2 separate regions of the Homo sapiens genome follow, and region 2 is linked to region 1. A link is a loop called in an ENCODE intact Hi-C map of the cell type or tissue named here. Cell type or tissue: MCF 10A. All regions are shown on one strand. Each heading gives the region's core, and the rest is flanking DNA. Links, peaks and the distances in the headings are about the cores only.

Region 1 (15,410 bases), core at 2,788-10,787:
AAGCAGAGAGATAGAGTGATGTTATTTCATTATTTCCCTCTGTATTAGTTTATTGTCACACTGCTATAAAGAACTACATGAGACTGGAAAATTTATGAAGAAAAGAGGTTTAATTGACTCACCTTTTATACAGTTCTGTAGGCTATATAAGAATCATGGCTGAGAGGCCTCAGGAAACTTACAATCATGGCAGAAGGTGAAAGGGAAGCAAACACATCTTCACGTGGTGGCAGGAAAGAGAGTGAGAAGGGGGAAGCACTACACACTTTTGAAATGACCAGATCTCATGAGAACTCATTCATTATCACAAGCACAGCAATGGGGAAGTCTTCCCCCATGATTGAATCACCTCCCACCTTGCCCCTCATCCAACACATGGGGATTACAATTTGACATGAGATTTGGATGGGGACATAGAGCCAAACTGTATCAGTCCAACAATGGCCCCTCCCAAATCACATGTCCTCCCCAAATTTCAAAACACAATCATGCCTTCCCCAAACCCCCTCAAAGTATTAACTCATTTCAACATTAACTGAAAAGTCCAAGTCCAAAGTGTCATCTGAGACAAGGCAAATCCTTTCACCTATGAGCCTGTGAAATCAAAACCAAATAAGTTATTTCCAAGATACAATAGGGTTACAGATATTGGGTGAATGCTCCCATTCCAAAAGGCAGAAATTGGCCAAAACCAAGCGATTACAGGCCCTATGCAAGTCTGAAACCCAGCAGGGCAGTCATTACATCTTAAAGCTCCCAAATGCTTTTCTTTGACTCCATGTCTCAAATTCAAGCCATACTGATGCAAGGGTTGGGCTTCCAAGGCCTTCGGTAGCTTGGCCTCTGTGGCTCTGCAGGGTACAGCTCCAGCTGCTGCTTTCATAAGCTAGCATTGAGTGTCTGTGGCTTTTCTAGGTGCATGGTGCAAGCTGTAGGTTTATATACCATTCTGGGGTCTGGAGGATGGTGGCTGTCTTCTTACATCTCCACTAGGCAGTGCCCCAGTGGGGACTCTGTGGGGGCTCCAAGTCCACATTTCCTCACGCACTGTCCTAATAGAGGTTCTCCATGAAAGCTATACCCCTGCAGCAGACTTCTGCCTTGACCTCTAAGCATTTCCATATATCCTCTGAAATCTAGGCAGAGGCTTGCAAACCTCAGCTTTTGCCTTCTGCTAACCCACAAGCCAAACACCACGAGGAAGCCACCATGACTTGGGGCTTGCACCCTCTGAAGCAACAGCCCAAGCTATAAGTTGGCCCCTTTTAGCCATGGCTGGAATTTGAGTAGCTGGGACACAGGGCACCATGTCCCAAAGCTGCACAGAGCACTGGGGCTCTAGACTTGGGCCACAAAACTATTTTTTCCCTCCTATGCTGCCAGGCCTGTGATGGGAAGGGCTGTCCTAAAGGTCTTTGAAATGCCTTGAAGGCATTTTCCCCATTGTCTTGGCTGTTAACATTCAGCTCTTCTTTCTTTATGCAAATTTCTGCAGCCTTGAAGTCCTCCCCAGAAAATGGATTTTTCTTTTTTACCACAAGGTGGAGCTGCAAATGTTCCAAAACTTTATGCTCTGCTTCTGTTATAAATATAAGCTCTAGTTTCAGGTCATTTCTTTGTTTATGCAAATGAGCTAGGCATTTAGAAGAAACCAGGCCTCCTCTTGAATGGTTTAATGCTTAGACATTTCTTCCACCAGATACCCTAAATCGTCTCTTTCAAGTTCAAATTTCAACAGATTCATAGAGAAAGGGAACAATATCACTAGTCTCTTTGTTATGTCACCCAGCTGGAGTGCAATGGCATGGTCTGGGCTCACTACAACCTCCACCTCCTGGGTTCAAGTGATTCTCTTGCCTCAGCCTCCTGAGTAGCTAGAATTACAGGCGCCTGCCACCACGCCCAGCTAATTTTTGTATTTTTAGTAGAGATGGGGTTTCACCATGTTTGCCAGGCTGGTCTCGAACTGCTGACCTCGTGATCTGCCCGCTTCGGCCTCCCAAAGTGCTAGGATTACAGGTGTGAACCACTGCGTCTGGCCAAGAAAATCTATTAAGTAGAAAGATGCTGCCAATATGTTATTCCCTGTGAATGCCTTGGAACTGTGGACATTAACTCTTCTGATCCCAAACTTTTGGACTCTTAACACCAGAAACATATAGCAGTTTTCTTATTTAAAGTATAGACCCAGCTGGGCACAGTGGCTCACGCCTGTAATTCTAGCACTTAGGGAGGCCGAGGTGGGTGGATCACATGAGGTCAGGAGTTTGAGACCAGCCTGGCCAACATGGCGAAACCCGTGTCTACTAAAAATACAAAAATTAGCTGAGCATGGTGGCAGGCACCTGTAGTCCCAGCTACTCGGGAGGCTGACCCAGGGGAATCGCTTGAACCCAGGAGACAGAGGTTGCAGTGAGCCGAGATCGCACCACTGCACTCCAGCCTGGGCAACAGAGTGAGACCTTGTCTAAAAAAAAAATATTAAAAAATTAATTTTAGACCTGTAAGTAAAGACCAATATTTTATAAAGGTGAATGACTTGTAGCTTTTTATTTTTATTTTTTAATGATATTGCCGCTATTGGGCCACTGTGGGTCTTCTACTTCTCCAAGTATTTCTGAAAATGGAGGAAGGATAAAGGGAAAATACCCATCCAAAATGTTTCGAGGCAAATGCTAAGTGCCTCTCAGCATTTCAGGTCCAACTGCTTTTTCCACTGCTCACCAATTGAGGTTTCTGTGGAATTTACACCTCAGATGGACATAAACCAGTCTGCGGGGTGCTTGGATGACAACTGTACTCAGGATGAAATGTAGGTACCTTACTGAAGGGGGCCAGCCCCTCCACACCTGTGGGTGTTTCTCGTCAGGTGGAACAAGAGACTGAGAAAAGAAAGAGACACAGAGACAAAATATAGAGAAAGAAAAGTGGGCCCAAGGGACCGGCGCTCAGCATACGGAGGACGCGAGCTGGCACTGAGACCTAAGTTCCCTCAGTATTTATTGATCATTATCTCTACCATCTTGGAGAGGGGATGTGGCAGGACAATAGGGTAATAGTGGGGAGAGGGTCAGCAGGAAAACATGTGAACTCTGTGTCATAAACAAGGTAAAGAAAAGGTGCTGTGCCTTGATGTGCATGTATACAAACATCTCGGTGCATTAAAGAGCAGTATTGCTGGTGCATTAAAGAGCAGTATTGCCACCAGCATGTCTCACCTCCAGCCCTAAGGTGGTTTTCTCCTACCTCAGTAAATGGAACATACAATCAGGTTTTACACTGAGACATTCCATTGCCCAGGGACGAGCAGGAGACAAATGCCTTCCTCTTATCTCAACTGCAAAGAGGCCTTCCTCTTTTACTAATCCTCCTCAGCACAGACCCTTTACAGGTGTCGGGCTGGGGGATGTTCAGGTCTTTCCCTTCCCACCAGGCCATATCTCAGGCTATCACATGGGGAGAAAGCTTGGACAATTCCTGGCTTCCCTAGGCAGAGGTCCCTGTGGCCTTCCGCAGTGTGTTGTGTCCCTGGGTACTTGAGATTAGAGAGTGGTGATGACTTTTACAATCATAGTGCCTTCAAGCACTTGTTTAACAAAGCACATCCTACATAGCCCTAAATCCATTAAACCTTGAGTCAACACAGCACCTGTCTCTGTGAGCACAGGGTTGGGGCTAGGGTTACAGATTAACAGCATCTCAAGACAGAAGAATTTTTCTTAGTGCAGAACAAAATGGAGTCTCTTATGTCTACTTCTTTCTACATAGACACAGTAACAGTCTGAGCTCTCTTTCTTTTCCCCACACCTGACCTAATGCAATCGCTGGCCTTAAACTGATGCATTTAAGAAAGATGTTTCAATTACCAGCCTTGACAAGAGCTTTTCTCCTGATTAAATTTACACAATAACTAAGAAAAGAGAACAGTGAGGAGGAACTTAGCCTAGGGTGACTCTCTAGCCCCTCAGCCTTCCCCAACCATTCCTCCTAAAGAGGCCCCAGCTTCCAGATCTCAGGCATCCCCCAGTCCCCTGAAGGTTAACGATGCTGTTTCCCGCTGAACCAGCCAGAAACAACTAACATGAAAGTGGATTTATTTTTACCCCAGGCTTTGTCATCTATCATTACTGAAAAACTAAGAGACAGATTTTGGCTGAACAGCCTATGGAATATTCAAGATCTCCATGCAGACTTTGGCTCTCCATCTGCAGCAATTCATCTTATTTGGAGTGGCCTTCTCCTCCATGCCAATGTTCCTCATTAGCAAGGATATCTGTCATCATGCAGCACCACTGACATAATAGCTTCCGTGGTGGAAGCAAGTTGTTGGTACCTTGGATGACATGGTCTATTTAACCAAAGACTGGGGAACAAATTTAAGCATGTCTTGCAGAATTTCTCGGCACACAGACTTCACCAGCAAAAACTTATCTATTGAGGGACATTCTCCCTGGATTTAATACTTAAGTATTCCACATGGTAAGGGTATCTTTTGCTGGTTTGCAAGATGGAAATGACAGAGCCTGCTGATTTCATGCCTTCTGTAACCATGAGACCCAGATGGGCACTGCATTGGTGATTCTCCATTACCTTCCATATCACGTTCAAACTATTCATTCTAGGTTTCCAGACTTCCTTGTTCATGGAACTGTGCATGCATTTCCTTTCTCATCTTGTTTCCCAGTCAAGCAAACTTGATTTGAGCCCTTCAAAGTCAATCCAGGCCAGGCGCGGTGGCTCATGCCTGTAATCCTAGCACTTTGGGAGGCTGAGGCAGGTGGATTGCCTAAGGTCAGGAGTTTGAGACCAGCCTGTCCAATATGGTGAAACCCCATCTCTACTAAAACTACAAAAAAATTAGCCAGGCGTGGTGACATGTGCCTGTAATCCCAGCTACTTGGGAGGCTGAGACAGGAGAATTGCTTGAACCTGGGAGGCAGAGGTTGGTTGCAGTGAGCCAAGATCATGCCACTGCACTCCAGCTGGGCAACAGAGTGAGACTTCCTCTAAAAAAATAAAAGTCAAATCAGAGGGATTTACAAGCTAGTTCCTGGGTGGCCCATATGGTGCTAGACCCAGGCCCTGTCCCTCTGTCTCCTATTTCCATATTTAATTTAAAGCTCCCTCCCGTGACTTTTTTTTTCCAAGTGCCAAACTACTACCCATCCTTTTAAAACCCAGCAAATACTTCTTTCAGGATAGCGTGGTTTTTTTTCTTTCCAACTTTTATTTTAGGCTGAGGTGGTACATGTGCAGGTTTGTCACATGGCTAAGTTGCATGTTCTAAGGGTTTGGTGTACAGATAATTTTGTCACCCAGGTAATCAGCATAATATGTGGTAGGTAGTTTTCTTCATCGTTGTTGTTGTTGTTTGAGACAGAGTCTCATTCTGTTGTCCAGGCTGGAGTGCAGTGACACAATCTCAGCTTACTACAACCTCTGCCTGCCAGGTTCAAGTGATTCTCCTGCCTCAGCCTCCTGAGTAGCTGAGATTACAGGTGCCCACCACCACACCTGGCTAATTTTTGTATTTTTAGTACAGACAGGGTTTCACCATGTTGGTAAGGCTGGTCTCAAGCTCCTGACCTCATGATCCACCCACCTTGTCCTCCCAAAGTGCTGGGATTACAGGCATGAGCCACCGCACCTGGCCTAATTTTTGTATTTTTTTTTTTTAGTAGACATGGGGTTTTGCTATGTTGGCCAGGCTGGTCTCGAACTTCTAGCCTTAAATGATCCACCCATCTTGGCCTCCCAAATTGCTAGGATTACAGGCATGAACCACCATGCCAGCCTGATACGTAGTTTTTTAATCTTCACCCTCTCCCTACCCTCCACCCTCCAGTGGGCCCTGCTGTCTGTTGTTCCCTTTTTATCCATCTGTACTCAATGTTTAGCTCCCACTTATGAGTGAGAACATACAGTATTTGCTTTTATTTTTATTTGAGATGGAGTCTCACTCTGTGGCCCAGGGTAGAGTGCAGTGGTGCAATCTCAGCTCACTATAACCTCCGCTTCCCAGGTTCAAGCGATTCTCCTGACGCAGACTCCTGAGTAGCTGGGATTACAGGCATGCACCACCTACCCGCTAATTTTTATATTTTTATAAATAGAGATGGGGTTTTGCTATGTTGGCCAGGCTGGTCTTGAACTCCTGACCTCAAGTGATCCACCCACCTTGGCCTCCCAAAATGCTGGGATTACAGGTGTGAGCCACCACGTCTGGCCAGTATTTGGTTTTCCGTTCCTGTGTTATTAACTTAGGATAGTGCCCTCCAGCTCCATTCATGTTGCTGCAAAAGACATGATTTTGTTCTTTTTATGGCTGCATAGTACTCCATGGTGCATATGTTCCAGATTTTCTTTATCCAGTCCACCATTGGTGGGCATCTAGGTTGATTCCATGTCTTTGCTTTTGTGAATAGTACTGCGATGAACCTATGAGTGCATTTGTCTTTATGGTATAACAATTTATATCAGGATAGGTTTTGACAGCTGGAGAAATTGAGGCATCAGAACTTGCCCAAGATCACATGGCTCATCAGAAAAGAGTGGAGCCTGCAATAAGGTTGCATCTGAAAGCAAAACCCACTGTGCTGTCCTGCTCCGCAGAATGTCATTGAGAGGAAGACTGTGATGAGTCATTTTATGTGTTAACTTGACCGCACCATGGGGTCACGGTGAAGTAGAAAACCCTCTCTAGTGTGGGAGGGCATTGAACAATCCATTGAGGGCTTGAATAGAGCAAACAGATGGAGGAAAGAGGAATTTGCTCCTTTTTCCCTTCCTGCCTGATTGTTGGAGTTGGGACATCCAATTTCTCCTGCCCTGAGGTCAGAAGATCGTGACCAGCCTGGCCAACATAGTGAAACCCCATCTGTACTAAAAATACAAAAACTAGCCAGGTGCGGTGGCATGTGCCTGCAGTCCCAGCAACATGGGAGGCTGAGGCACAAGAATAGCTTGAATCTGGGAGTTTGAGGTTGCAGTGAGCCGAGATTGCACCACTGCACTCCAGCCTGGGCAACAACAACAACAACAAAACCCTGGAAAAAGTTATAGGTCTGTATTTATCACGACTTGGTCCTGAGAGTGGCACTGGGGATAGAGGTCACATCCAGAGTTTCTGTTCTGCTGCTACTAGTGTGGGAAAGCCCAATGTTCATTGATACCATACAGATGTGAAGCCTTTTCCCTTCAGCTGTCTGCCTTCTGCTGAGAAAGGAGGGAAGCCAGAAGCAGGTTTCCCCACCTCTCCCATTTGCACTGACCCTGCACAGGCTTACACATGACAGTGTTAATCCTGCCATTTCCCTAAGGGGTTTAAGTCACTAGGCAATTAAAACCCAAGATCTGGGTGTATGGTTCCAAATGTGAATCAGGGCAGCCTTCATGACGCCCAGTTATTAGTCAGAAATCCAGCATTGTTATGGAATCCCTGAGGTTTCTTCAAGATGAAACTTGCATTTCTAAGCACAAAGCTTCAATTTCTTCTTCATTACCCTACCAACCTATTTCCCATGAAGTAAGTAAGCACGATGTCATCATTCTATCCCAAACCTTCCTACAGCTCCCTGGCAGAAGATTAGCAGGTTTTTCTCTCTGTAGTTCCTCTGACTCAGATCTCTCCTCTCCCGCTGGTAGCGGGTTTTTCTCTCTGTATTTCCTCTGATTCAGATCTCTCCTCTCCCCCTGGTTGCCTTGAGGAGGCCGAGGTTCTAGGTTTTCTGGTTTCAAAATAAATTGGCAGAAATCGGAAATGACGCCAATACTGCCCTCCTGCCTGCAGGCAGCTGGTCCCAGTGGGAGGTCTCTTAGCAATCAGGCTCAAATCAAATATTTGGGTGTCTGGAAACATTCTGATTGGAATGAGATCATAAACAAAAACTTCTCTCTTTCCCTCCCCAGTTAACCAAGCCACTGGGTTGCTGCCCTGCACCAGGGAGATCTGTGACTCATGCAGAACCTTCAGTTACAGGCAGGCCCCACAATGAGGCATCACAATCCCAGACAGCCAGGCCAGAGAGCCACTTCTATTTCTGTATTGATAGGTAGCCTTGGACAAGACATGCCAATTTCAACTTTTTTGTGGCTGTGCCTACCTAAAACCCAAAGTTTTAATTTGGTCCAGTCAGACTTTCTGCACGCAGCTCCTTCCAGAAATCAAAATGTTTCCAGGTTCACGGGAGCATGAGCTTCAGTTCAAGTCAGAGGCAAATCAGAAGAAACGAGGGTTTCCAAGTCCTCTCTTCCTCCATCTGCCATCTTGATCTTCCCTCCACCTTCCCCGCAAGTGACAAATGATGCATGGTTGAGAGAAGGGGCAGATGGATACTAGCCGAGGATAGTTTCACATCTTTTATTTTCCAACCACGCCCAGCCGTAAAAGCTCTATTTTATAGACATAAAAGCTGAGGCTGGGCACGGTGGCTCACATCTGTCATCCCAGCACTTTGGGAGGCTGAGGTGAGTGGATCATTTGAGGTTAGGAGTTCAAGACCATCCTGGCCAACATGGTGAAACCTCGTCTCTACTAGAAATACAAAAGCCGGGCATGGTGGCACACTCCTGTAATCCCAGCTACTTGGGAGGCTGAGGGATGAGAATCGCTTGAACCCAGGACGCAGAGGTTGCAGTGAGCTGAGGTCATGCCACTGCACTCCAGGCTGGGTGACTGACTGAGATCCTGTCTCTTAAAAAAAAAAAAAAAGGCTGAGATAAAAGATAAAATCTCTCTTGTATATAAGGATACCACTTGTCACCTTTTAAGATACCCTACCCCTTACCCTGGGGGACAAACATTGCTAGATCCTAAACAAACACTTAAGAATTGAATTAGCACCCAAAACACCTGGAAATGTCATCTTTTCTTTCAGTGGTAATAAGCAAGTGGTAAATTAGGCACTACTGTTTTGCCTCCACCACGCTCTAGCTTTGTGGCCTTAAGGGCAGCAAGTTGCATAACTCCTCTCAGCCTCAGTTTTGTTTACCTGGAAAATGGAAATAACAGTAGTACAGATCGTACTCTACTTACAATAATTTAACTTATTATTTTTCTTTTCTTTTTTTTTTTTTTTTTTTTTTTTGAGATGGAGTTTGTTCTTGTTGCCCAGGCTGGAATACAATGACACAATCTCAACTCACTGCAACCTCCACCTCCCAGGTCCAAGGAATTCTCCTGCCTCAGCCTACCAAGTACCTGTGATTACAGGTGCCCACCACAATGCCTGGCTAATTTTGTATTTTAGTAGAGACAGGGTTTCACCACGTTGTCCAGGCTGGTCTTGAACTCCTGACCTCAGGTGATCCACCTGCCTCAGCCTCCCAAAGTGCTGGGATTACAGGTGTGAGCCACCGCGCCCAGCCTAACTTATAATTTTTCAACTTTATGATGATGTGAAAACAATCTGCATTTAGTAGAAACTGTACTTTGAGGCTGAGTGTGGTGGTGGCTCATGCCTGTAATCCCGGCACTTTGGGAGGCTGAGGCAGGTGGATCAATTGAGCCCAGAAGTTCAAGACCAACCTGGTTAACATGGCAAAACCCTGTCTCTACTAAAAATACGAAAGTTAGGCGTGTTGGTGAGTGCTTATAGTCTCAGCTACTCAGGAGGCTGAGGCAGGAGAATCACTTGAGCCCAGGATATGGAGGTTGCAGTGAGCCGTGATTGTACCACTGAATTCCATCCTGGGCAAGACAGCGAAACTCTTTCTCAAAAAAAGAAAGAAAAGAAAAAAAGAAACGGTACTTTGCGTACCTATAAAAACATTCCACTTTTCATTTTTGGTACAATGTTCAATACATTCCATGAGACACTCAACACTTTATTTATTTATTATTTTTTGAGACACAGTTTTGCTCTTGTTGCCCAAGCTGGAGTGCAATGGCACGATCTCGGCTCACTGCAACCTCTGCCTCCTGGGTTCAAGTGATTCTCCTGCCTCAGCCTCCTGAGTAGCTGGGATTACAGGTGTGCACCACCACATCCAGCTAATTTTTCTGTATTTTTTGTAAAGACGGGGTTTCACCATGTTGGCCAGGCTGGTCTCCAACTGCTGACCTCAGGTGATCCACCTACCTCGGTCTCCCAAATCAACACTTTAGTATAAAATAGGCTCTGGGTGAGATGTTTTTGCCCAACTTTAGGCTAATGTAAGTGTTCTGAGCACATGTAAGTTAGGCCAGGCTAAGATGTGATGTTGGGTGGGTTAGTTATACTAAATGCATTTTCAGCTGGGCACAGTGGCTTATGCCTGTAATCCCAGCATTTTGGGAGGCCAAGGTGGGCAGATTATTTGAGGTCAGGAGTTGGAGACCAGCTTGGCCAACATGGTGAAACCCTGTCTCTACTAAAAATAAAAAAAACTGGCCAGGTGTGATGGCACACACCTGTAATCCCAGCTACTCGGGAGGTTGAAGCAGGAGAATCGTTTGAACCCAGGAGGTGGAGGTTGCAGTAACCAGAGATCATGCCACTACACCCCAGCTGGGTGACAGAGAGAGACTCTGTCTCAAATTAATTAATTAATTAATGAAATAAAAGCATTTTCAACTTACAATGGTTTGTTGGGACAGACCGGAATCATGTAAGTCAGGAAGCATCTTTTATCTACTTTGCCAGGTTGTTTTAAGAACATAGACAGTGAGTGACTGTAAAACACCTAAACCAAAGGCAGACAATAAATAGTAGCTACTGTTGTTGTCATGACTTTTTCACTTGTAAAACAAGATCACTTGATTAGTTTTATTTGAGCATCAAATAAAAGTATACTTTGGTTACTTCATTGTTCTGATTATAAAATTATAGTAATTCTTGGCCAGGCATAGTGGCTCACACCTGTAATTCCAGCACTTTGGGAGGTCAAGATGGGAGGATTGCTTGAGGCCAGGAGTGATACCAGCCTGGGCAACATGACAAAACCCCATCTCTACCAAAAATACAAAAAATTAGCTGAGCATGATGGTATGCGCCTTGGTCCCAGCTACTGGGGAGGCTGAGGTGGGAGGATTGCTTGAGCCTGGGAGGTTGAGGCTGCAGTGAGCCATGATGGTGCCACTGCACTCTTAAATGGGTGACAGAGTGAGACCCCATCTCGAAAGAAAAAAAAAGGAAAAATTCATGGTAATTCTTTACCTAAAAAGCTGCAGAATACAGAATGAGTCAGTCAGCACCCCAGCTTCTATGGCTCAAGGCAAATCACCTTACCATTCCTAAATCACTCCTCGGTTAAAAAAAAAAAAATGTACCGGTGGCAGTGATTGCTAGAGCATTTATTAAAATAATTTTGGTCAAAGGAAATACCAAAGTTTATCATTAAGATTCCACAGTGACCCTGAATTCTATATTGAACATCTTTCTTTGATCTCCTTTGGAAATCGTCTGAATTTTTCCCTTGGGAGGCTCAGGAATCAATTTTTGTTGATCTTGTTTATACTATAGAGGATGCCAAACTTCAAGCACTGAAGGAGGCTCAGGAATCAATTTTTGTTGATCTTGTTTATACTATAGAGGATGCCAAACTTCAAGCACTGAAAGATACATCCAAAATGAGCCTGAACACAGTGTCAAGGTTCGACTATAGACACATTTCACCATTTTCACTTTCGTCAGTAGACAAAGAAGCTGACATTATCTCTAATAGCCCAAAACTGGAAACAGCCCAAGTGCCCAACAAGTCAAGACTGTTTCCACAAAGAAATGGAGTATCAGCATTTCACTGAAGATAAAGATCCTGTTCAAAATCATATCAGGGGGCCAGGCGCGGTAGCTCTTGCCTGTAATCCCAGCACTTTGGGAGGCCAAGGTGGGCGGATCACCTGAGGTCAGGAGTTCAAGACCAGCCTAGCCAACATGGCGAAATCCCACCTCTACTAAAATATACAAAAATTAGCCAGGTGTGGTGGCATGTGCCTGTAATCCCAGCTACTCAGGAGGTTGAGGCAGCAGAATTGCTTGAACTTGGGAGGTGGAGGTTGCAGTGAGCCAAGGTTTTGCCACTGCACTCCAGCCTGGGTGACAGAGCAAGACTTTGTCTCAAAAAAAAAAATCATATCAAGTAAAAAATTAAAACGAAATAACAATGATTGTATTAATCTAACAACCAGGTTTAGAAATTAACAAAGGGGAACAGGACCTTCTACATAGATAGTAGATGCTGATATGAAGATTTGATCTTGATCCCCAAGAATGCAGTTTTCTGATATGGTTTTATCTTTAAATACATGCGGGGATTTTTTTTTTCTTGCTCTGTCTGCCAAGCCTTGGGGCACCACCCTTCTAGAACCACCTTAATCCAAGTTCAAATCTTGGTTTTACAAAAAATGTTTCAGAGACAAGATCTTGCTGTCACCCAGGCTGGAGTGCAGTGGTGCCATCACAGCTCACTTCAGCCTCAAACTCTTGGGCTCAAGTGAACCTCCTGCCTCAGCCTTCTGAGTAGCTGGGACTATAGATGCATGCCACCATGCCCAGTAAATTTTTTAAAAAATTCTTCTTGTAGAGATGGGGTCTCACTATGTTGCCCAGACTGGTCTCAAACTCCTGGCCTCAAGTGGTCCTACAGCAGCCTCCCAGAAACCTAGAAATACAGGCATGAGCCACTGTACACAGCCTACATACATGTTTTCTGGGTAAGTACTTGGTTATCTTTACAAAGTAACCCTTCCTGTAGTCCATGCTGATTGAGCATCTACTATGTATCAGGCATTATTAGGGAAATAACAAATAATGGTGAAGTGCCACTTGTCTTTTTTTTTTTTTTTTGAGACAGAGTCTCCCACTGTCACCCAGGCTGGAGTGCAATGGCGTGATCTCGGCTCACTGCAACCTCTGCCTCCCGGGTTCAAGCGATTCTCATGCCTCAGCCTCCTGAGTTGCTGGGATTATAGGTGCCCATCACCACAGCCAGCTAATTGTATTTTTAACAGAGACATGGTTTTGCCACGTTGGCCAGGCTGGTCTTGAAATCCTGACCTCGTGATTTGCCTGCCTCAGCCTTCCAAAGTGCCGGGATTATAGGCATGAGCCACCACACCAGGCTGTGAAGTGCCATTCTTTTGGAATTGACATTCTAGTGTGGGACACACACAATAAATAAATCTGTGACTATATCCCTTTATAAAAAACAATGTTCACTTTTAAATTTTACAGCCACGACATCAAGTAGGTACGGGTTTAATGTGTGCATCAGATAGATGAGCAAACAAACTTGGCTGACACCAGCCAGCTGTAAGTGATACACACACCTGGGATTTGAACCTAGGTCACCTGGTACTTCTCCCTTGCTAACAGCAGGTTAAGTAATTTAGATAAACTCTTCTACAAAAGACAACTTAAAAAGCCAGCTGAAAGATTTGTTTAATTTCCTTAAGAGGATCAAAATGATAATAAAGTGGTGAAGAAACATCTGCCAAAATTGAGGCCAGGACAAACCCAGAAGAGGTTCGCCCAGCCCACAAAGCTTTTATCCTAAGGCATTTTTCAATCTGGAAAAAAATAGCTTTGAAAATGAGCTGTTTTTTCCATAGTCTTACAGGGTAAAAGAACACAATTCAAAGCCCAGGGTCTGCCAAATTTAGGGATTCAGATACACCACTCCCCATGTCAAGCAGGGTCCGCAGGGTCAGGGAGGAGGGCAAGTATGCAGCCCTCAGGCTCACAGACAAGTTCAGATCATCTGGGAGGTCCAGGAGTCTCAAACTTTGAACTTGGATTAAGGTGGTTCCAGACTGGTGGTGCCCCACTGGCAGACACAGCTAAAAACCTATCTGGAAGACTCCACCATTATTCACGTATATACATATATATTCATACATATGTAATGCCCAATACCATCTAACATAATTCAGGTACTCAAGAAAGCAGGACATTACAGCCCAGCTTGTTGGTTCATGCCTGTAATTGCAGCATTTTGGGAGGCTGAGGCAGATGGATCACTTGAGGCCAGGAGTTCAAGATCACCCTGGCCAATATGGTGAAACCCAGTCTCTACTAAAAATACAAAAATTAGCCAGGCGTGGTGGCGTGCACCTGTAATCTCAACTACTCGGGAGGCTGAGGTAGGAGGATTGTTAGAGCCAGGGAGGTGGAGGTTGCAGTAAGCAGAGATTGCACCACTGCACTCCAGCCTGGGTGACAGAGCAAGACTCCGTCGCAAAAAAAAAAAAAAAGAAAGAAAAAGAAATAAAACAAGACATTAAGAGCTAGGATGGCAGGAACAGCCAAGAGTGCAAACGGGCTCACAGAGACTTTAGAAATGAGAATTCTTAGACACAGGCCATAAAACAACTCTGTTTACTGCCTTCAGAAACATAAAAGCCACACTTGACAATTATGGCAATTGGAAACTATAGAAAATGACACAAAAGTTTTTTAAAGGGCCAACTAGAAATTCTCAAACTGAAAAATACAGTCATTGAAGTTAAAAAGCCAGTGGCTGACTTCATAGCAGATCATCTCAGCTGAAGTGAGAATTAGTGAAGCAGAAGACAGGTCAGGAAAAAACTATCCATAATTCAGCTTGAAAAGGAAAAAAAAAGAAGGAAAATATAAAAAGGAGAGTGGTTAAAAAGATCTAACATTCATTTAATCGACATACAGGAAGAAAGAAGAATGAGATATTGGAGCAAAGCCAATGTTTGGAGAAATAATAGCCAGGAATTCTCCAGAGCTGATGACAGACATCAACTCACAGCAAATCCCAAGCAATATAAATTTGTAAAAGTCCACACCTGGATACAATGTATAAAACTGAAGACAGGCCAGGCGCTGTGGCTCAGGCCTGTAATCCCAGCATCTTCAGAGGGTGAGCTGGGCAGATCATGAGGTCAGGAGATCGAGACCATCCTGGCTAATATGGTGAAACCCGGTCTCTACTAAAAATACAAAAATTAGCCAGGTGTGGTGGCACATACCTGTAGTCCCAGTTACTCAGGAGGCTGAGGCAGGAGAATATCTGGAACCCGGGAGGCGGAGGTTGCAGTGAGCAACACTCTGTCTCAAAACAAACAAACAACAACAACAACAACAAAAAAAAACCAGTCCAAGATAATTAATCCAAACTATGTCATCATTCTTCATTAGAATCTAGAACATTTCCTTTTTTTTTTTTTTTTTTAGACGAGTGTTGGTCTGTCGCCAGGCTGAAGTACAGTGGCATGATCTCGGCTCACTGCAACCAACCTCTGCCTCCCAGTTTCAAGCGATTCTCCTGTCTCAGCCTGCCGAGTAGCTAGGGATACAGGCACGTGCCACCATGCCCAGCTAACTTTTTTTATTATTATTAGTGGGGGGGGGGGGGGTTCACCATCTTAGCCAGGCTGGTCTCGAACTCCTGACCTCAGATGATCCATCTGCCTTAAGCTCCCAAAGTGCAGGGATTACAGGCATGAGCCACTGTGCCCGGCTGAC
Region 2 (15,410 bases), core at 2,465-10,464, 590 kb after region 1:
CATATGCAAACACTGGACCAATTATCAAGTGGCAGGCAGCACCTGGTTGGCTACAGCAGCCAAGAGACTCAAGGCATCATACACAGCACAGCTTAATATGATTGCTTTGACGGAGGCTCAAAAAGAAGTAGATCAAAAGCAATAGAATGGGTCAACCAGCCAGGGCCTTAGCCTGGTAGATTTGTGTATTATCCTCTGTGCTCTCATCTTGTGTATTTAGTATAATGAAAGCAAATAAAGTTAACTATTTAATAAAACAATTTTCTTCTTAATAAAATTCATTGCTGATCAAATTAAATGATGAATGTGAAAGCAGTTTGAAAGCATAATGCACAATGCACACTGATTTGTAAGCCTTGGATTAGGCTTTTCTCTGGAATTGGGACAGGTGCCCCTTGACAATCTTCATCTGTAGGCTCTTCTTTGATGATACTCCTGGAGTCTTGGCAAGACAGTTGCAAAAGAGTTAATATCTAGTTACCATGGATTTATATCCAAAATCTCATACACCTCTGTAGTGAAGAAAACTCAGAGTTCTGGCAGGAACTGAGTCTGTCCTGGGCAAAGTCAATTACTAGCTCTACAATCTTTGCCAAGGCACTTCTTCCTCTGAAACTTGGATTCCTCATCTATTTAATAAGTACAAATGTCTGTCTCACATAGTTGCAGAAGAAATCACAGCCAAGCCTAGGATTTCAGAATTGCTCAGTCTGTGTTAGTTCTGATCCCATCTGCCCAAACTCTACACTATTACACTAATGTTCTAGGCCATTTGATAAACAGGAAGATGGGAAAGGCAGCACTAGTCAAGGTCACAGCTGTAAAAATGCAGAGACCCCCAGTTTCAAGTTTTTAGAAATAGTGTCTATAAAATGTATGTTTCCAATTTTTAGCTCATTTATCCCTATCATAAAGAGAATTTCTATCATGTAAATGATCAAGATAAATATAATTTATCACTGTAAATCCTACTAAAACACCACTGCTTAATCATTCATGTATCTTATTTTAGGAGCTTTCTTTTTTCTGAATACAGTCATGTGTTGCACAATGATGGGCTATAGTCTAAGCAAGGTGTCATTAGGCAATTTCATCATTGTTGCAAATCTCTTAGGGTGTACGTACACAAACTTAGATAGTGTAGCCTGCTAAACACATAGGTTATATGGTCTGGCCTATTGCTCCTAGGCTACAAACATGTACAGCATGCTACTGTATTGAATACTGTAGGCAACTGTAACACAATGGTAAGTATTTGTGAATCTAAACATAGAAAAGGTACAGTAAAAATATAGCGTTATAATCTTATGGTACTACCATTATATATGTGGCTTACAGTTGACCAAAACATTGTTATACAGTACATGACTGTACAGCTTAAGAAAGATACAGAAAGACATCAGTGAGCTTTTTTCCCTCATCTTTTTGAAGAAGGATGAGTTTGATTGCAATGTTTCTATTTATCTATGAAAATTTATGGATAAGGTCTTCCATCCATATAGAAATATCAGCATTTTCCTATTAAGTCAGAAACAACAGTCTAAACATCACATATTTTCACTGATCTTTAATAAAAATACAAGGTGATGGTAAATTATTTTCTAGAATACTTATATATTTCCCTAGAATGTGATCTCCTTGAAAGCACAATCTATAGCATGAAGTCACTTCATAGCATAAACTGCACGTTAATTACCATAACAAGGAGCTAATTAACAAGTTAATGTTTAAATTAGATTACAAATTTACTAGCTCTTTTAAAAAAATAAGCTTTTTCCTTTTTCAAAAATAAGTTAGCATTTTGGTATAAGAATAATACAACAGGCCAGGAGCGGTGGCTCACACCTGTAATCCCAGCACTTTGGGAAGCCGAGGCGGGGGGATCACGAGGTCAGGAGACCAAGACCATCCTGGCTAACACGGTGAAACCCCGTCTCTACTAAAAATACAAAATATTAGCCGGGCTTGGTGGTGAGCGCCTGTAGTCCCCGCTACTCGGGAAGCTGAGGCAGGAGAATGGCGTGAACCTGGCAGGCAGAGCTTGCAGTGAGCTGAGATGGTGCCACTGCACTCCAGCCTGGGCGATAGAGCGAGACTCCATCTCAAAAAAAAAAAAAAAAGAATAATACAATATGGACTAGAGGGAGATGACACTTAAGTTCAAATACATTTAAACAAATAGATATAGAGATAACATAGATGATAGATATATAAAACAAAAGGGAAGACTTTTGCTTGCAGTAGAAACCTGAGTGCCAACTAATGTATATGGATAAAGTGCTAGCGTTTCAAAATCTCCATTTTACACTCATCATTGGGAGAAAGAAAAAACTGTATCAGGCAAGAATCATGAAAGGATCAAAGGTTGCTAAATCTAGGTGAAAATTCTCTTGATAAACAGGGTATTTTTATGATCCTAACTAATGTCCTCACCAGCTGTTTATTAGTTGCAAAGGAAGAAAATAGCAATCACACAATGGGAGAAACTGGAAAACACCTTGAATAAGTAATCAAAGTTAATATGACTAATGAGAAGTTAGACATTATATGCCTCTAGATGTGATACCCTGAGAAGGACAAAACATCACATAACTTGAATCTAATCATGAGAAAACATTAGATAAATAACAAATAGGGAGCACTCTTTTTAATAGAGGGGAGCACCCTGTCCCTTATTAAAGAAAAGGGGAGGGACTGTGTTCTTAAAAATGTAAATGTCAAAAAAAAAAAAACAGAAATCAGTGGAATGCTGCAGGTGAGAGAAAGGTAAGGAAGCATGGTAGCTAAATGTAATGCCCAACTCAAGACTGAAAATGGTATTGACAGGGAAAAAACACTATCAAAGATGTACTTGGACCATTTGAAAAAAGTTGAATACAGAAAGTAAATTAAATAAAAATTTTGTTATCATTATTACATTTATAGAAGTTAATAACTGTATTGTCACTAAGAGAATCTTCTTTTTCTTAGAAAACTATATTGATATCATTAGGTTTAAAGGTCCATAATTTGTATGATTTATCAATAAATGTCCAGAAAGTATACAGAAGTTATAAATCAAATGTAGTAACATGTTGACAATAGCTTAGTGTGGGTAAAGGGTATTGACTGCTTTTTGTGCTACCTTTTTTTTACACCTTTTCTGTAAGTTTAAAATTATTTACAAACCAAAAGGCAAACCATTTATTAAAAAATCACTGGGCTATATATAAAATACAAGTGACTTATGGATCACAGAATTTTATGGATGAACCTACTCTATGGGGGATAACTTGGGGGAAGGATAAAAAATGCCAGTGTACTGATTATTTTAAGACTTCATAAGCTGGTCATTTTTTTATCTCCCACAAAGATTGTCTCATATTTTCAGAATATGATTATTGTCAGTTCTCTGTCTGTTCTTAAGAGTTATAGGTTTGTCACATCAGCCTCATAACTCATGATTTTTCTGTGACATCTGACCCCTGGAACACCTTTTGAAGCCAGGGTAATACAAGGCAGATGTTCTGCCAGCTCAGACCAGAACCTTCTAGTACCTCAGACCACCTGGGCCTGGTGATATGAAGGCCAACCACAGAAGCTGATAGGAAAAATCTTGGAGTCTCGGTTAGATTGCTCTACCCTAAAAATTATAGACATCTTATGCAAAACTGCATAATAAAATTTATATCTGCAACTTAAATAACAATACAGTCTTTCATTCTTTCTGGTATATAATAGGAGCAGATTTTCCAATAGGACAAGCAGAGGAGGATTTCTTTTTGTTTTTCTTTTTGCTCCTATTTTGGGAATACCAAAAGGAGTTATTCTAAATCACTCAGGCGTGAAACAAATGACTGTACTAAAATTGTGAAATGCCTTCAATTAAAAGAGTAACAAAACCTGTGGGCTCCTTCTGGGGTACTAGTCTATTGTCCCTCTATAGTTTAGTGTTTAGCATTCAGACCTTCAGTCAGGTGATACAGATGAAATTGCGCAAGAAGTTCATCTCAAAATAATGTCAACATTTTCTATATAATATAGACTGTCCAAGCTGGAAGCCACATAAAAGATGGCCAGCTCCTAAATCTGCAGAGGTAGAGACTAGAATTTAGAGATTCATGGTCCAGCTAGAACAGACAGTTAATCTCCTTGTTCTAATTTGATAGTTCTATCCATTGTACCACTCAAAGTGAATTTTTCATACCTATGACAATTCTAATGCCATGAGGAAACACAGATATAAAAGGAGACAGTACCTATTAACTTATCTTGGGATTGTTGGACTGAGTATTATGAGAGATAAGGGCAGGTAAACCATGAGTTACTTTTTCTCCTACATTATTATGCTGCCCAGGAAGGAGTTGGTGTTCAATATGTGCTTATTGAATGAAGCATTACATGAACGCAGAGCTGTGATCCCACTAAACACCTACTATGCACCGATTGTGTGCTGCACACTGCATTAAAAGCTCCACAATCCATAAAACACAGTCCCTGATATAGTTTGGATATTTGTCCCTGCCCAAATCTCATGTTGAAATGTAATCTCCAGTATTGGAGGTGGGGCCTGGTGGGAGGTGACTGGATCATGAGGGTAGATTTCTCATGAAGAGTTCAGCACCATGCCCTTGGTGCTGTCCTCGTGATAGTGAGGAAGTTCTTCTGAGATCTGGCTGTGTAAGTGTGTGGCACCTTCCCTCATTACCTCTCCTCTCTCTCTCTCTTGCTCTTGCTTTCACCATATGATGTGCCTGCTCCCCCCCTGCCTTCTGCCATGATTGTAAGCTTCCTGAGGCGTTCCTTGAAGCTGGGCGGATGCCAGCACCATGTTTCCTATAAAGCCTGCAGAACTGTGAGCCAATTAAACCCCTTTTCTTTATAAATTATTGAGTCTCTGGTAGTTCTTTACAGAAATACAAGAATGGCCTAATACAGTCCTACTAAAGGAGTTCACAGTTTACTTGAGAAAACACACAAGTAAACAGATACAATATTATATGATAAGTGCAATGGTGAAGAGGTGACCTGGAGATGCTACAAACCTTTGAAACTGAGAAACTAAAAAGAAGCAGGCCTATATGTGTTGTAGTATAGCCAAAATAAGCAATTCGTAGCAAAATGTGTTATCAGTTAAGACTGGAAGCTTTGGATAACATACTTATTTCTGACTATCATGTGGCTGTTTTTTTTCAGTTGAAACTACAGGGCTATAGCATACTCCTATACATGGGGATAAGGTCACCTGTGAAGGGAATGGCTATTCCTATTAATACTATCAGTCATTCCAACAAAAACCATCCTGCAGCAGAAAATGAACACTCAGAAGAAAGGTGTTACGGGCTGAATTATGTCCCCTCATATATGTGACTGTATATGAAGACAGGGCCTTTAAGAGGTAATTAAGGTAAAATTACATCATTGGGATGGGCCCTAATGCAATATAACTGGTGTCCCTTAAGATGAGGCCATTATGACACAGAAGACAGAATGGGGGATGATGACCAGGTGAGGACACAGTGAGGAAGCCATCTGGAAACCAAGTTAAGGGACCTCAAAAGAAACCAATCCATTGATATCAGACTTCTAGTCTGCAGAACTGAGAGAAAATAGATTTCTGTTGTTTTGGCCATCTAGTCTGTGGTATTATATTATGATGGCCCTAACAAGCTGATAGAGAAGACTCCAGATTAGAATGAAGAAAAGTCACCTTCTCCTTCTGGTGCCAGGAGTTAGTTTGACTTTCACTCTGAGCTCTTGAGATTTCTAAGGCATTTCCAGAAGAAGCTGGTAAACTAGGCCCAGCCACTGGAAGCAGGTCAGGGGTGAGGCAGAAAGTCCGAATGGGGAAGGCAGGCCAAGTTTTTTCCTGGCTTGGGCCTGAGGTGTAACTTATTTCCTGCCCTGTACTTCTTTTCTGTTACAGTCAGACTTTCAATAAAATAATTATTAATATTATAACCTGACCTTTGGTTCTTTGGGATGGTTTGCCTCCTTTCATTGGAACAAGTAAAGAAGAAAAACTTCTGGGTACACTGGAGTTTCATTTCTATGAAGGAGGGTCATCAGGGAGCAGAGAGCAAGGGGAGCAAAACTGAGCAACTTGTGTTGAGCACACGTGAGGCCCAAGGTGCACCTCTCAGGCAGGAATACCTTAGAGGGAAAGGGGCCTAATTTCAGGCAGGCTAGAAGATGTCCTTGAAATTAAATTAAATGTAATATTATTTTCTATGGCAGTTTAATAAATTCTGAAGTATGCAGTTGGCATGAGGAAATGAGAGACATATTTTGAGAGTCTATACAGAATTCGATTTGGGAAGATGATTATGGGTTGGATATTCAAACTGCTGGTAAAAGGGTGAGACATTTAGATGTTAAAATCTAAAATCGCTGATCTGGAGAAACAGTGTGGCTCACTCTGTCAGTCAGAGAGTTTTTTACACATAGAGGGCACCAGCCAAAATAGAACTAGAAAGAAACCGATACACACACACATTAATGTGTATATTTTTAAATATATAAACAAATATATACCATATGTAAATATATGGTAAACATATAAGTAAATAAGAATTAAAATAGAGATGTTTAAACATAAACTCTGTGATGCTGTCTTATAGTGAAAGATGGTGTTTCTTCATGTAGGTGAGAGGCAACTTAGCTATATCTAACTAGAGATACTACACGTAATTACATGCATGAACATGTATTTCTCCATATATATATAAAGATAAATATTTATTTTTAAAAATCCCCAAATCTCACATAATCACACATAACCCCACAAAGCAGATGTGATTCCACGTTCCCTGGAGGATCTCACATAAACACACATACATACACACACACACACACACACAGATGCACTTTCACTGGGAGGATCTCACATACACACACACACACACACACACACACACACACACACACCCCAGATGTACTTCCAAGTTCTCTGGAAGACACTCTGCTTTTCTGCCACCTTGTGGCAGCACAGGGAGCAAACAAGCCCACAGGAGTTTTTTCTGCCAGTTTTATAAGACATTTTATAGTTGGCAAATACCTGGCCATTGACCTTTAACCAGAGCATGCCCAGCAGCCATTTCCCTCTAGTAGAAAAGCTGCCCACACCTCCAGAACCTCTCAATGAGGCTAGGTGCCCATGTTTTGAGTATGTAAGGTGGATGCATCCAATGGTGTCCCACATCAGGTGGGTGAAGAAGAGGCTTTCCTCTTCAGAATTTTTCAGAATGCGCTGGGGGCAGTGCAGTTGTGGGGGGTTACGGTGGTACAGGGCCAGAGGGGCAGCAGGTCCAGAGGAGGACCACGCAGGGCGCCCTTGAGACTTTCTGGACGCAGACTGAGAAAGCCTGTTAGGGCAGTCTAGTGGGTCTACAGCACTCCTTATGGCAGCCTGAGGAACACCTGGATGAAAGGCAGCAGGAGAGCCATGTGCCTGAGACCTCACACCAGTGTGAGCAGCAGGGAAACAGGGGTCTGGCTTAACAAAACCCCTGGACTGCAATGTAGGTGGTTGACAAGGAAGAACAGTTCAGTGGTAGAGTGTTGGGCACTACCTTCCCAGCTGGATGAATAATGCATGTCCCAAAACTAGGGCCCAGCTTGTGGTTGAGGCAGTTCATTGTGCTGGATTCAAGTGAACTTGCTCAAGTGGGGATGCTACTGACCATCCTCAGGCCTTGGGCTGGGAACACTGTTAGCTTTTTGTCTGGCTTGTGCTTGTCAAAACAAGGCTGGATAATGCATGGCTACACAAGCCAAAAAAATGGATGATCTCTTCTGTTATTTGATGCTCAGGAAGACAGTGACCAGGTAGAAATTGAATGGAAGAACACCTAATTTGATCAGGTATAGTAGGTTTTTGATGCTCCCGTTCATGCCAACACAGTTGGTCAGCACTCTTTGTTGATCTCCACAAGTGTGTGTGCAAGCTGGCCCAAACACCAAGGGAAATAGTGTCTCTGATCTGGACATCCAACATGAAGCTGCATCTTCTCACGAGACCAGAGGATCAACACTCAGTGGGGTCTCAGTGTTTTAAAATCACTGATCCGCAGAAACAGTGCAGCCCAGTCTGCTAGTCTGAAGTGTTTCACTCATACAGGGCATCACCTAAGAAAAAACTAGAAATAGGAGGAGTGGAGCCAAGATGGCTGAATAGGAACAGCTCCAGTCTACAGCTTGCAGCGTGAGTGACACAGAAGACAGTGATTTCTGCATTTCCAACTGAGGTACCAGGTTCATCTCACTGGGGAATGCCAGACAGTGGGTGCAGGACAGTGGGTGCAGCGCAACATGCATGAGCCGAAGCAGGGCAAGGCATCGCCTCACCCAGGATGTGCGAGGGATCAGGGAATTCCCTTTCCTAGTCAAAGAAAGGGGTGACAGACAGCACCTGGAAAATTAGGTCACTCCCACCCTAATACTGCGCTTTTCCAACGGGCTTCACAAACGGCACACCAGGATATTATATCCCGCACATGACTCGGAGGGTCCTACGCCCACGGAGCCTTGCTCATTGCTAGCACAGCAGTCTGAGATCAAACAGCAAGGCGGCAGCAAGGCTGGGGGAGGGGCGCCCACCATTGCTCAGGCTTGAGTAGGTAAAAAAAGTGACCCAGAAGCTCGAAGTGGGTGGAACCCACCACAGCTCAAGGAGGCCTGCCTGCCTCTGTAGGCTCCACCTCTGGGGGCAGGGCACAGACAAACAAAAGACAGCAATAACCTCTGCAGACTTAAATGTCCCTGTCTGACAGATTTGAAGAGAGAAGTGGTTGTCCCAACATGCAGCTTGAGATCTGAGGACGGGCAGACTGCCTCCTCAAGTGGGTCCCTGACCCCCGAGTAGCCTAACTGGTAGGAACCCCCCAGTATGGGCAGACTGAAACCTCACACGGCTGGGTACCCCTCTGAGACAAAACTTCCAGAGGAACGATCAGGCAGCAGCATTTGCGGTTCACCAATATCTGCTGTTCTGCAGCCACCGCTGCTGATACCCAGGCAAACAGTGTCTGGAATGGACCTCCAGTAAACTCTAACAGACCTGCAGTTGAGGGTCCTGACTGTTAGAAGAAAAACTAACAAACAGAAAGGACATCCACACCAAAACCCCATCTGTACATCACCATCATCAAAGACCAAAAGTAGATAAAACCACAAAGATGGGGAAAAAACAGAGCAGAAAAACCAGAAACTCTAAAAATCAGAGCGCCTCTCCTCCTCCAAAGGAACGCAGCTCCTCACCAGCAATGGAACAAAGCTGGACGGAGAATGACTTTGACGAGTTGAGAGAGGAAGGCTTCAGAAGATCAGACTACTCCGAGCTAAAGGAGGAAGTTCGAACCAACGGCAAAGAAGTTAAAATCTTTGAAAAAAAATTAGACGAATGGAAAACTAGAATAATCAATGCAGAGAAGTCCTTAAAGGATCTGATGGAGCTGAAAACCATGGCACAAGAAATACCTGACGAACGCACAAGCCTCAGTAACCGATGTGATCAACTGGAAGAAAGGGTATCAGCGATGGAAGACGAAATGAATGAAATGAAGAATGAAGAGAAGATTAGAGAAAAAAGAATAAAAAGAACAAAGCCTCCAAGAAATATGGGACTATGTGAACAGACCAAATCTACATCTGATTGGTGTACCTGAAAGTGACGGGGAGAATGGAACCAAGTTGGAAAACACTCTGCAGGATATTATCCAGGAGAACTTCCCCAATCTAGCAAGGCAGGCCAACATTCACATTCAGGAAATACAGAGAATGCCACAAAGATACTCCTCGAGAAGAGCAACTCCAAGACACATAATTGTCAGATTCACCAAAGTTGAAATGAAGGAAAAAATGTTAAGGGAAGCCAGAGAGAAAGGTCAGGTTGCCCACAAAGGGAAGCCCATCAGACTAACAGTTGATGTCTCGGCAGAAACTCTACAAGCCAGAAGAGAGTGGGGGCCAATATTCAACATTTTTAAAGAAAAGAATTTTCAATCCAGAATTTCACATCCAGGAAAGCTAAGCTTCATAAGTGAAGGAGAAATAAAATACTTTACAGACAAGCCAATGCTGAGAGATTCTGTCACTAACAGGCCTGCCCTAAAAGAGCTCCTGAAGGAAGCACTAAATGTGGAAAGGAACAACCAGTTCCAGCCACTGCAAAAACATGCCAAATTGTAAAGACCATCAAGACTAGGAAGAAACTGCATCAACTAATGAGCAAAATAACCAGCTAGCATCATAATGACAGGATCAAATTCACACATAACAATACTAACCTGAAATGTAAATGGGCTAAATGCTCCAATTAAAAGGCACAGACTGGCAAATTGGATAAAGAGTCAAGACCCATCAGTGTGCTGTATTCAGGAAACCCATCTCACATGCAGAGACACACATAGGCTCAAAATAAAGGGATGGAGGAAGATATACCAAGCAAATGGAAAACAAAAAAAGGCAGAGGTTGAAATCCTAGTCTCAGATAAAACAGACTTTAATCCAACAAAGATCAAAAGAGACAAAGAAGGCCATTACATAATGGTAAAGGTATCAATTCAACAAGAAGAGCTAGCCCAATACAGGAGCACCAAGATTCATAAAGCAAGTCCTTAGAGACCTACAAAGAGACTTAGACTCCCACACAATAATAATGGGAGACTTTAACACCACACTGTCAAAATTAGACAGATCAATGAGACAGAAAGTTAACAAGGATAACAAGAACTCAACTCTGCACCAAGTGGACCTAATAGACGTCTACAGAACTCTCCACCCCAAATCAACAGAATATACATTCTTTTCAGCACCACACCTCACCTATTCCAAAATTGACCACATAGTTGGAAGTAAAGCACTCCTCAGCAAATGTAAAAGAACAGAAATTATAACAAACTGTCTCTCAGACCACAGTGCAAACAAACTAGAACTCAGGATTAAGAAACTCACTCAAAACCACTCAACTACATGGAAACTGAACAACCTGCTCCTGAATGACTACTGGGTACATAATGAAATGAAGGCAGAAATAAAGATGTTCTTTGAAACCAATGAGAACAAAGACACAACATACCAGAATCTCTGGGACACATTCAAAGCAGTGTGCAGAGGGAAATTTATAGCACTAAATGCCCAGAAGAGAAAGCAGGAAAGATCTAAAATTGACATCCTAAGATCACAATTAAAAGAACTAGAAAAGGAAGAGCAAACACATTCAAAAGCTAGCAGAAGGCAAGAAATAACTAAAATCAGAGCAGAACAGAAGGAGATAGAGACACAAAAAACCCTTCAAGAAATCAATGAATCCAGGAGCTGGTTTTTTGAAAAGATCAACAAAATCGATAGACCGCTAGCAAGACTAATAAAGAAGAAAAGAGAGAAGAATCAAATAGACGCAATAAAAAATGACAAAGGGGATATCACCACCGATCCCACAGAAATACAAACTACCATCAGAGAATACTATAAACATCACTATGCAAATATACTAGAAAATCTAGAAGAAATGGATAAATTCCTTGACACTTACACTCTCCCAAGACTAAACCAGGAAGAAATTGAATCTCTGAATAGACCAATAACAGGCTCTGAAATTGAGGCAAAAATTAATAGCTTACCAACCAAAAAAGTCCAGGACCAGATGGATTCACAGCCAAATTCTACCAGAGGTACAAGGAGGAGCTGGTACCATTCCTTCTGAAACTATTCCAATCAATAGAAAAAGAGGGAATCCTCCCTAACTCATTTTATGAGGCCAGCATCATCCTGATACCAAAGCCTGGCAGAGACAAAACTAAAAAGAGAGAATTTTAGACCAATATCCTTGATGAACATTGATGCAAAAATCCTCAGTAAAATACTGGCAAACCAAATCCAGCAACACATCAAAAAGCTTATCCACCATGTTCAATTTGGTTTCATCCCTGGGATGCAAGGCTGGCTCAACATTCAAAAATCAATAAACGTAATCCAGCATATAAACAGAACCAAAAACAAAAACCACATGATTATCTCAATAGATGCAGAAAAGGCCTTTGACAAAATTCAAAAACCCTTCATGCTAAAAACTCTCAATAAATTAGGTATTGATGGGACGTATCTCAAAATAATAAGAGTTATCTATGACAAACCAACAGCCAATACCATACTGAATGGTCAAAAACTGGAAGCATTCCCTTTGAAAACTGCCACAAGACAGGGATGCCCTTTTGCACCACTCCTATTCAACTTAGTGTTGGAAGTTCTGGCCAGGGCAATCAGGCAGGAGAAGGGAATAAATGGCATTCAATTAGGAAAAGAGGAAGTCAAATTGTCCGTTTGCAGATGACATGAATGTATATCTAGAAAACCCCATCGTCTCAGCCCAAAATCTCCTTAAGCTTATAAGCAACTTCAGCAAAGTCTCAGGACACAAAATCAATGTGCAAGAATCACGAGCATTCTTATACACCAATAACAGACAAACAGAGAGCCAAATCATGAGTGAAATCCCATTCACAATTGCTTCAAAGAGAATAAAATACCTAGGAATCCAACTTACAAGGGATGTGAAGGACCTCTTCAAGGAGAACTACAAACCACTGCTCAATGAAATAAAAGAGGATACAAACAAATGGAGGAACATTCCATGCTTATGGATAGGAAGAATCAATATCGCGAAAATGGCCATACTGCCCAAGGTAATTTATAGATTCAATGCCATCCCCATCAAGATACCAATGACTTTCTTCACAGAATTGGAAAAAAACTACTTTAAAATTCATATGGAACCAAAAAAGAGCCCGCATTGCCAAGTCAATCCTAAGCCAAAAGAACAAAGCTGGAGGCATCATGCTACCTGACTTCAAACTATACTACCAGGCTACAGTAACCAAAACAGCATGGTACTGGTACTAAAACAGAGATATAGACCAATGGAACAGAACAGAGCCCTCACAAATAATGCCACATATCTACAACTATCTGTTCTTTGACAAACCTGACAAAAACAAGCAATGGGGAAACGATTCCCTATTTAATAAATAGTGCTGGGAAAACTGGCTAGCCATATGTAGAAAGCTGAAACTGGATCCCTTCCTTACACCTTATGCAAAAATTAATTCATGATGGATTAAAGACTTACATATTAGACCTAAAACCATAAAAACCCTAGAAGAAAACCTAGGCAATACCATTCAGGACATAGGCATGGGCAAGGACTTCATGTCTAAAACACCAAAAGCAATGGCAACAAAAGCCAAAATTGACAAATGGGATCTAATTAAACTAAAGAGCTTCTGCACAGCAAAAGAAACTACCATCAGAATGAACAGGCAACCTACAGAATGGGAGAAAATTTTTGCAACCTACTCATCTGACAAAGGGCTAATATCCAGAATCTACAATGAACTCAAACAAATGTACAAGAAAAAAACAAACAACCCCATCAAAAATTGGGCAAAGGATATGAACAGACAGTTATCAAAAGAAGACATTTATGCAGCCAAAAAAACACATGAAAAAATGCTTGTCATCACTGGCCATTCGAGAAATGCAAATTAAAACCACAATGAGATACCATCTCACACCAGTTAGAATGGTGATCATTAAAAACTCAGGAAACAACAGGTGCTAGAGACTATGTGGAGAAACAGGAACACTTTTACACTGTTGGTGGGACTATAAACTAGTTCAACTATTGTGGAAGTCAGTGTGGCGATTCCTCAGGGATCTAGAACTAGAAATACCATTTGACCCAGCCATCCCATTACTGGGTACATACCCAAAGGATTATAAATCATGCTGCTATAAAGACACATGCACACGTATGTTTATTGCAGCACTATTCACAATAGCAAAGACTTGGAACCAACCCAATGTCCAACAACGATAGACTGGATTAAGAAAATGTGGCACATATACACCATGGAATAGTAGGCAACCATAAAAAAGGATGAGTTCATGTCCTTTGTAGGGACATGGATGAAGCTGGAAACCATCGTTCTCAGCAAATTATCGCAAGGAGAAAAAACCAAACACCGCATGTTCTCACTCATAGGTGGGAATTGAACAATGAGAACACATGGATATAGGAAGGGGAACATCACACACAGGGGACTTTGTGGGGTGGGGGGAGGGGGGAGGGATAGCATTAGGAGATATACCTAATGCTAAATGACCAGTTAATGGGTTCAGCACACCAACATGGCACATGTATACATATGTAACAAACCTGCACGTTGTGCACATGTACCCTAAAACTTAAAGTTTAATAATAATTAAAAAAACTTAAAAAAATTCTGCTTAGTAACTAATTTAATCAAATATTTTACTCCTAAGTTTTATTTTTTTTCCATTTCATACTTTTCTATATTTGGGTACTCTAGAAGTTTGCAATCTGTGAAAACTAAAGATTCCTCATGTGAAATGGTAAGAATTTCTTTGTTTATTCATCATTTTATATTGTTCATGTTTTTTCACCTATTTTTATATTTCAAAGTCTCTTTTTGTACTTTGGAAAGGCCTTGTGTCTTATCATTATAGATAAAGGAAATAGTCACAATATATGAAAAAAATATAAATTCAGTATTCTAATTTTCTAAAAGTATGTTTTTATGGTTGATATATTGGCATTGTATGTTTTTGTACAATAAGCATAATTCAGAGTGAGGAAATACATCTGGAAGGAGTCATGAGTTCCAACTATGATTATCTCTGCATAGTGAACATGAGGGATTTTTAACTTTTCAATAATAGTCTGTTTTCCATATTTTCTGCAATAATCATGTATTATCAAAAATAATATTTGTTTTAAAACTAAAAATAATAACTAGAAATAAATATATTCACACATATAAATGTGTTTACATTTAAAGGTATAAGGAAGTATGTAGCATGTAAACATGTGTATGAACATATAAATAGAAATACAGATGTGTAGACATAGATCTTTGCTGCACTCTCTGCCAGCCTACTTTGGTGTTTTTTCATGCAGGTGATTAGAAAACATAAAATATACATATTCTTATGAAGGAATAAATTTGGATATTTGGTAAAATTATATATATTTATATATAAATACATATATTTAAAATAAATTTATAAATATACATATATATGTATAAAATAAACATTACCCAAAACTCAATGAAAATACCACACGTACTACAAACTGATGCACTTGCATGCGTATTAGGGGCCATCGGTCCCCTGTGGCCTTCATGCCACCTACTAGCAGCCTAGGGAACACTTAAGCCAGCAGGAGTCCTTTCCTGCCAGGTCCATGTCACTGGTCATAGATGGGAAACACCTGGCCATTGCCCTTTAACGAGAGACAGTCCAAGGGCCATCACCCTCCATTGGGAAAAATGGCCAGTTTCCCAGAACTTGTGTATCAGGTTAGCTGGGCTTCTTTCGAGCACTTCAGGTGGGGGCAATACAATTAGTTT

Evidence for each region. Hi-C counts contacts between places; a loop is a spot of excess contacts. Peaks named below come from ENCODE experiments on the same cell type or tissue, not always from the same donor. Only the 100,000 strongest peaks of a DNase experiment are listed, where the experiment ranks them.
Region 2: a loop joins it to region 1, with 18 times the contacts of the local background. A loop is called at or near these places in 8 of 110 quality-filtered maps.

Annotation. Positions count from the first base shown.
Region 1 is chr10:37,481,721-37,497,130 of GRCh38, reverse strand. No RefSeq gene overlaps it. Among named protein-coding and RNA genes, the nearest start is that of LINC00993, 180 kb to the right of the region's middle. In MCF 10A, for the core only: no CTCF peak of the experiment used is centred there; no DNase peak of the experiment used is centred there.
Region 2 is chr10:36,891,794-36,907,203 of GRCh38, reverse strand. No RefSeq gene overlaps it. Among named protein-coding and RNA genes, the nearest start is that of ANKRD30A, 230 kb to the left of the region's middle. In MCF 10A, for the core only: a CTCF peak has its summit at 6,970 (motif pointing left); no DNase peak of the experiment used is centred there.